Regions from separate parts of the Homo sapiens genome. Here region 1 is linked to region 2. Evidence: chromatin loops called from intact Hi-C (ENCODE). Cell type or tissue: GM12878. All regions are shown on one strand. Links, peaks and the distances in the headings refer to the core of each region. The heading gives the core; the rest is flanking DNA.

Region 1 (2,916 bases), core at 264-2,763, 140 kb after region 2:
CGTCTAAGCGTAGCAATGTACCGTAGCATCTAGTTCATTCTCTTGACTCTGATTGCCTGGGTTTGAACCTGGCTGATGGACCTCAGACAAATTCATTCACCTTTCTGCACCTTCGTTTATTTGCAGCTATAAAATGAAAATAATACTGCTACCTATGGTATTGGGTTGTTGGGAAGATTCAATGAAATGATACATGTCAAGCACTTAGCACACAGTTCCAGGAATGCTGGAAGTGCTCAGAAAGGTTACCTATGAGGATTAGCACTGATCAGTGCAGCAGAAAGCTGTGTTTGAAATGCATTGCAGGGCCTGGTACACAGACACCAGCTTTCCAGACACTCAGAGGACAGAATAGTGGTTTGTAAACATCCTCCTAAACGGAAGCATGACATGGCTTGCTCATGTAAGTTCTCCTGGAATGGTGATGTAAGCTCCCAGGACCAGGAGGGAATAACAGGAATTGGGATGTTTTTCTCCATTCTGGCAGGATCCTACCTACAGGGAGTCCCCAGAGGCTGCCTGCCCTGGGGGCACAGAACCCAGAGACTAGAAAAAAACTGTGCAAAGGTATCCTCTTCCTTCTCTTTTCTGGGAAGCTGCTCCACTTACATGTTAAGGTCTGCATCCTTGGCCAATAAATCAGAAGCCCACAAATCTTGACCCCATCTGCAAGGCCGTGGGTGCAAAGGGCAAGAGATGGGAATCGGGAGGTGTGGTTTCTCAGATCCCCTTGGCACTCATTTGACGTGTTGTCAGTTTCCTGCCTCTTTCTGAGCTATTGTTCCTTAATTTAGGGTAAGTAGACATAGATTCCAGAAAAATTGCTGATTTGCAAGTTTAAAAAATCTGGGGTGTCCTTTGTTTAAATAAAAGTGTACAAGGAAACTGAATCTACAAAGAGACACAAGAATTGCTGGATGGTTGAAATAGAGGAGGGGAATCCCATAGCCACAGGTCACCCAGCCACCTGCTCTCTTCCACTGGCTTCCTCCTTCCCGCACATTTTGAAAACTACTGACTAGAGTGAATTCCTGCAGCAGGGGCGGGGCTGGAGGCACAGGGCAGGATAGAGCATGGAGGAGGGAGGTGGTCCCGGTGGTGGTCTCTAGCAGCATGAAGATGCAGAGGAGCTGCTGTATGGGTCTGCCTGCCCATTAGTGACAGTGTGACACGGGAGTTTAGGACATCAGGTCTTTTTGTCGATTCCTCCTTCTTCTGGTAAGAGCACCCCAGTTTTCTTTGGGGGAACCACTCACTCTTACTGTGTCCAGGTGGTCTGGCTGGGCTTCAGCAGTGACTGGAACCTGGGCACTTAGATCAGTCCATCCCTGTTGCCAGAGTCACTGCTTCAGCAATGGGCAGCTGAATCTATCAGAGCACACTAAACCTAACCCTGGGACTTTTATGGAGGCAACCAGGAAAAAGGCTGGATTTGACTCTGGAAAGATGTAAAACAGGTGAAGTGAGCCAATCTAAACATGAAACCAATACAGGGAAAAGCAAAGCCAAAAAGCTAGAGAGAGGGAAATTCCTAAAGACTTAACTGAGGGCCTGGATCCAGCCATGCCTGAAGCTTATCCAGACCTTGCTTCTCAAATAATACAATGTACATTTTCCATCCGGTTTAAGTTCATCTAAGTCAGGATTTTGTCACTTTGCAACTGAAACCTCATGACCAATACACATGGGCAGTTTATTTAACCTCTTTCAGTTTCCATTTTCTCATTTACCAAGTATCTCTAAAAATCTATATAAAGCTTACCTTCAAGCAGATCTGTACATATACACACATATATCACAGCAGCAATAAGATATTATCAATAGTGGTAACTATTTTGCATATGCATTAGTGTTAAAGAAGGCAAAACAAAGATTGGTTAATATCAGTTCACTTTCTTTTCTAAATGAGAATGGAGGGGGAGTAAAAGTTAAATAAATGTCCATTACCAACGGGAATGGAGGAAACAGGAGGAGGCCACGTGCTGACCAGAAAATGGGGAGGGGTCTGATGGAGGCTGAGGTTCCCACAGTTCTGCAGATGGAGGCTGAGCCCGAGGGAAACCCCTCAGCCCCTATCAGCCCCCAGGTCCTTGAGGCCTGGGAAAACCAGAGGGACAACTGAGATAGATCTGTCTTAGGAGCAGAAGGTTCAGAGGCCCAGACCCTATAAATGTGGGTCATGCCCCAAAGAAGACACTGCAGCTCATGGCCAACTTGATGCATGGGGCCAGATCTTCCCTGGACAGACAAACTGGCCTTTTGTGGCCGAGAGAGCTGTTCCCGGGGATTGCCATCTTGGAAGGCCATTGTGGTCTGCTCAGGAACCCTTGAAATCGAAAGCCCTGCGCTCTCCTTGTCACAGCCGTCGCACATAAATACCACCAGGGGGGATTTCCCATGGAATTTTTTGCAACCACTCAAATGTTTCATTTCCCATTGTTTGCCAGTCCCTCTCAGAGCCTCAACTGTCAAAGCAGCAGCAAACACAGGCTGCTTTTCCCCCAGGATCCCATGGCGCTCGCTCTTGCGTCCCCTCCATGTTGGGAAGCTGGCATTGGCAGGATATCATCAGCTCAGGCCCGGGAATAAGGTCTGTTAGTCAACTAGTGAAGCAAGTCAGCGAAGGGAATACCCGGCCCTGCCCAGCCCATGCTTGCTGGGGAGGCACAGTTCTGTGCAGTCACCCTCGTTATAATTATCATCATGGTGACGAATAATTGCATTTATACAAAGAAATTCCTTCCACACATCTGAAGCACTTGACCAAAAAATACACAATGCAGCATTAATGTTTCACTTTTAGAATATGAACTTGGCCGGGTGCAGTGGCTCACCCGGGTGCAGTGATTAAATGCCTGTAATCCCAGCACTTTGGGAGGCTGAAGTGGGCAGATCACTTGAAGCCAGGAGTTCGAG
Region 2 (2,916 bases), core at 154-2,653:
TATCCCCTTTGGCAAACAATCTGGCATTTCTTTAGAAAGTTAAAGTAAGAAGAAGGGGAACGAAGAGAGGTTGATTAATGAGTACAAAGATATACTTAGAAGAAATAAGATCTGGCGTTCAATATAGTAGTAGGGTGACTATAGTCAAATAAATCAATTGCACATTTCAAAATAGCTAGAAGAGAATAATTCAAAGGTTCCTAGTATAAAGAAAAGATAAATAGACTGGGTGCAGTGGCTCATGCCTGTAATCCCAGCACTTTGGGAGGCCGAGGTGGGCAGATCACTTAAGCTCAGGAGTTTGAGACCAGCCTGGCCAACATGGTGAAACCCCCATCTCTACTAAAAATACAAAAATGAGTCAGGCCTGATGGTGGGCACCTGTAATCCCAGCTACTTAGAAGGCTGAGGCACGAGAATTGCTTGAATCCGGGAGGTGGAGGTTGCAGTGAACCGAGATTGTGCCACTGCACTCCAGCCTGGGCAACAGAGTAAGACTCTGTCTTAAAAATAATAATAATAAAAAGAGATAATTATTTAAGGTGATGGACATCCCAATTACCCTGATTTGATTATATGGTTGTATCAAATTATCACAGGTACCCTCAAAATATGTACGTCTTATATGTATGGAAAGAAAAAGGAAAGAAAGAAAGAAAGAAAAAGAAAAGTCAAGCCAGTGAATGGATAAACAAAACATGGCATATCCATACAATGGAATAATAGTTGGCAATAAAAAAAGTAGCAATAGCAAAGACATGGAATCAACCCAGGTGCCCATCAATGGTGGGCTGGATAAAGAAAATGTGGTACATAGGCACCATGGAACACTACACAGCCATAAAAGGAAAAAAATCATGTCTTTTACAGCAACATGGATGCAGCTAGAAACCATTCTTCTAAGCAAACTAACACAGAAACAGAAAATCAAATACTGCATGTTCTCACTTGTAAGGGGGAGCTAAGCTTTGGGTACACATAGTCATAAAAACGGGAATGACAGACACTGGGGAATACAAGAGGAGGGAGGATGGGAAGGGAGTAAGGTTGAAAACAACCTACCTATTGGATACTATGCTCACTACTGGGGGTGAGGGATCCATTCATACTTCCAACCTCAGTATCACGTCATATACCTTTGTAACAAACCTGCACGTGTACCCCTGATTCTAAAATAAAAGTCAAAAAGAGAAAAAAATAAAGAAAATGAATAAAGTATATGGTACTGATTCATGCTACAGCGTGGATGAGCCCTGAAAACATTACGCTAAGCGAAAGAAGCCATTGCCAAAGACCACATATTGCATGACTATTTATATGAAATACACAGACTAGGCAAAGGCACAGAGGCAGAAAATGGTTACCAGGGGGTGGAAGAAAGGGGAACTTGGGACTAACTGCTATTGGTATGGGGTTTTTGGGGTTTTTTTTTTTTTGGGAGGGGGGGTTCTTTTAGAGGAGAAAAAGCTGCTCTAAAATTAGATTGTGGTGATGGTTGCACAGCTCTGTGAATACTCCAAAAGCCCTTGAATAGCATGCATTGCATGGTATATGAATTATATCTCAAAATGCTGTTTAAAGAGAAAGATTACACAGTTCTCATGCTTTCGTGATCTTGGCCACATGTAGAGACAGTATCCGTTGGTGTCATCCTTGAACACAAAGGACAGTGATGTAAGTGCTAATAATTATGACCTGTTAAATGCATAAGCAATTGGTAGTCATAGTCAGTTCAGATTTCCAATATTGGATTACTATATCTTTATCGTATCATTTACTACTGTAATATGATATTCTACATCCACAGCCAGCACTATAAACAGTGATGTTAATTTTAGGTCTGTGAGGGCAGGGGAATTTTAAGAGTGCCAGAGCCTCTTCCCATAATCTGCCTAGTTCCGACAAAGGGAAACGCTGGCTACTGTCCCTCTAAGCTGAAGTCAAATGTGAACCCAAAGGACTTTGGCATGCAGCCACCAGTCCATCCTGTTTGCTACCAGTTCGGGGTTTTGTGTGTGTGTGTGTCGTTAAGTTTTCTCCTTGGCTGTCAGTCAAGCCTCTTCTGTGGTTTTTTTTGGTTGTTGTTGTTGTTTTGTTTTTTGGGTTTTTTTTTTTGAGATGGGGTCATGCTCTGTTGTCCAGCTGGTCTCAAACTCCTGACCTCAGGTGATCCGCCTGCCTCAGCCTCCCAAAGTATTGGGATTACAGGCGTGAGCCACTGCATACGGCCAAAATTCCATCAATTTTTTTTTCTTTTGAGTCAAGTCTCGCTCTGTTGCCTCAGCTGTAATGCAGTGGTGCAATCATAACTCACTGCAGCCTTGAACTGGTGGCCTCAAGCAATCCTTCTGTCTCAGCCTCCTGAATAGCTGGGACTATAGGCATGAGCCTTTTTTTTGGGAGGGAAGGGGGTGGATGGGGTCTTGCTCTGTTGCCCAGGCTGGAGTGCAGTGGCACGATCTTGGCTCACTGCAACCTCTGCCTCTTGGGTTCCAGCAATTCTCCTGCCTTAGCCTCCCGAGTAGCTGGTATTACAAGCACACACCACCACGTACAGCTAATTTTTGTATTTTTAATAGAGATGGGGTTTCACCATGTTGACCAGGCTGGTCTTGAACTCCTGACCTCAAGTGATCTGCCTACCTTAGCTTTCCAAAGTGCTGGGATTACAGGCATGAGCCACTGCACCCAGCCCTCTTCTTTATAGTCTTTACCCTGCAACCCCATCCCTCCCAGGGTGGTGCTGGAACCACAGCCATGAGGATGATTTGAAAAATCCCCACTGCCTTGACCGAGTGAAATTGAAGGAGGGCAGTTAGTTGGCAAGAACCAATTTCCACCTCTGGCAACAGCCTCCTTTGCTTTCTCTTAATGGTCTGTTATCCTCTCTCAAAGTTGACACATTTGCCATCCATG

What was found. Peaks named below come from ENCODE experiments on the same cell type or tissue, not always from the same donor. Only the 100,000 strongest peaks of a DNase experiment are listed, where the experiment ranks them.
Region 1: it touches region 2 in a loop (5-fold over the local background); 3 of 110 quality-filtered maps call a loop at or near these places.

What each region holds. Positions count from the first base shown.
Region 1 is chr12:116,536,972-116,539,887 of GRCh38, reverse strand. No RefSeq gene overlaps it. Among named protein-coding and RNA genes, the nearest start is that of LINC00173, 5.0 kb to the right of the region's middle. RefSeq lists an enhancer at 2,274-2,503. In GM12878, for the core only: no CTCF peak of the experiment used is centred there; DNase peaks (open chromatin) are centred at 1,667 and 2,387; H3K4me3 peaks cover 741 bases; H3K27ac peaks cover 2,040 bases.
Region 2 is chr12:116,675,999-116,678,914 of GRCh38, reverse strand. All of the region lies in intron 1 of LINC03088 (long intergenic non-protein coding RNA 3088), which reads right to left. Among named protein-coding and RNA genes, the nearest start is that of LINC03088, 16 kb to the right of the region's middle. In GM12878, for the core only: no CTCF peak of the experiment used is centred there; DNase peaks (open chromatin) are centred at 1,344, 1,674 and 2,004; H3K27ac peaks cover 1,337 bases.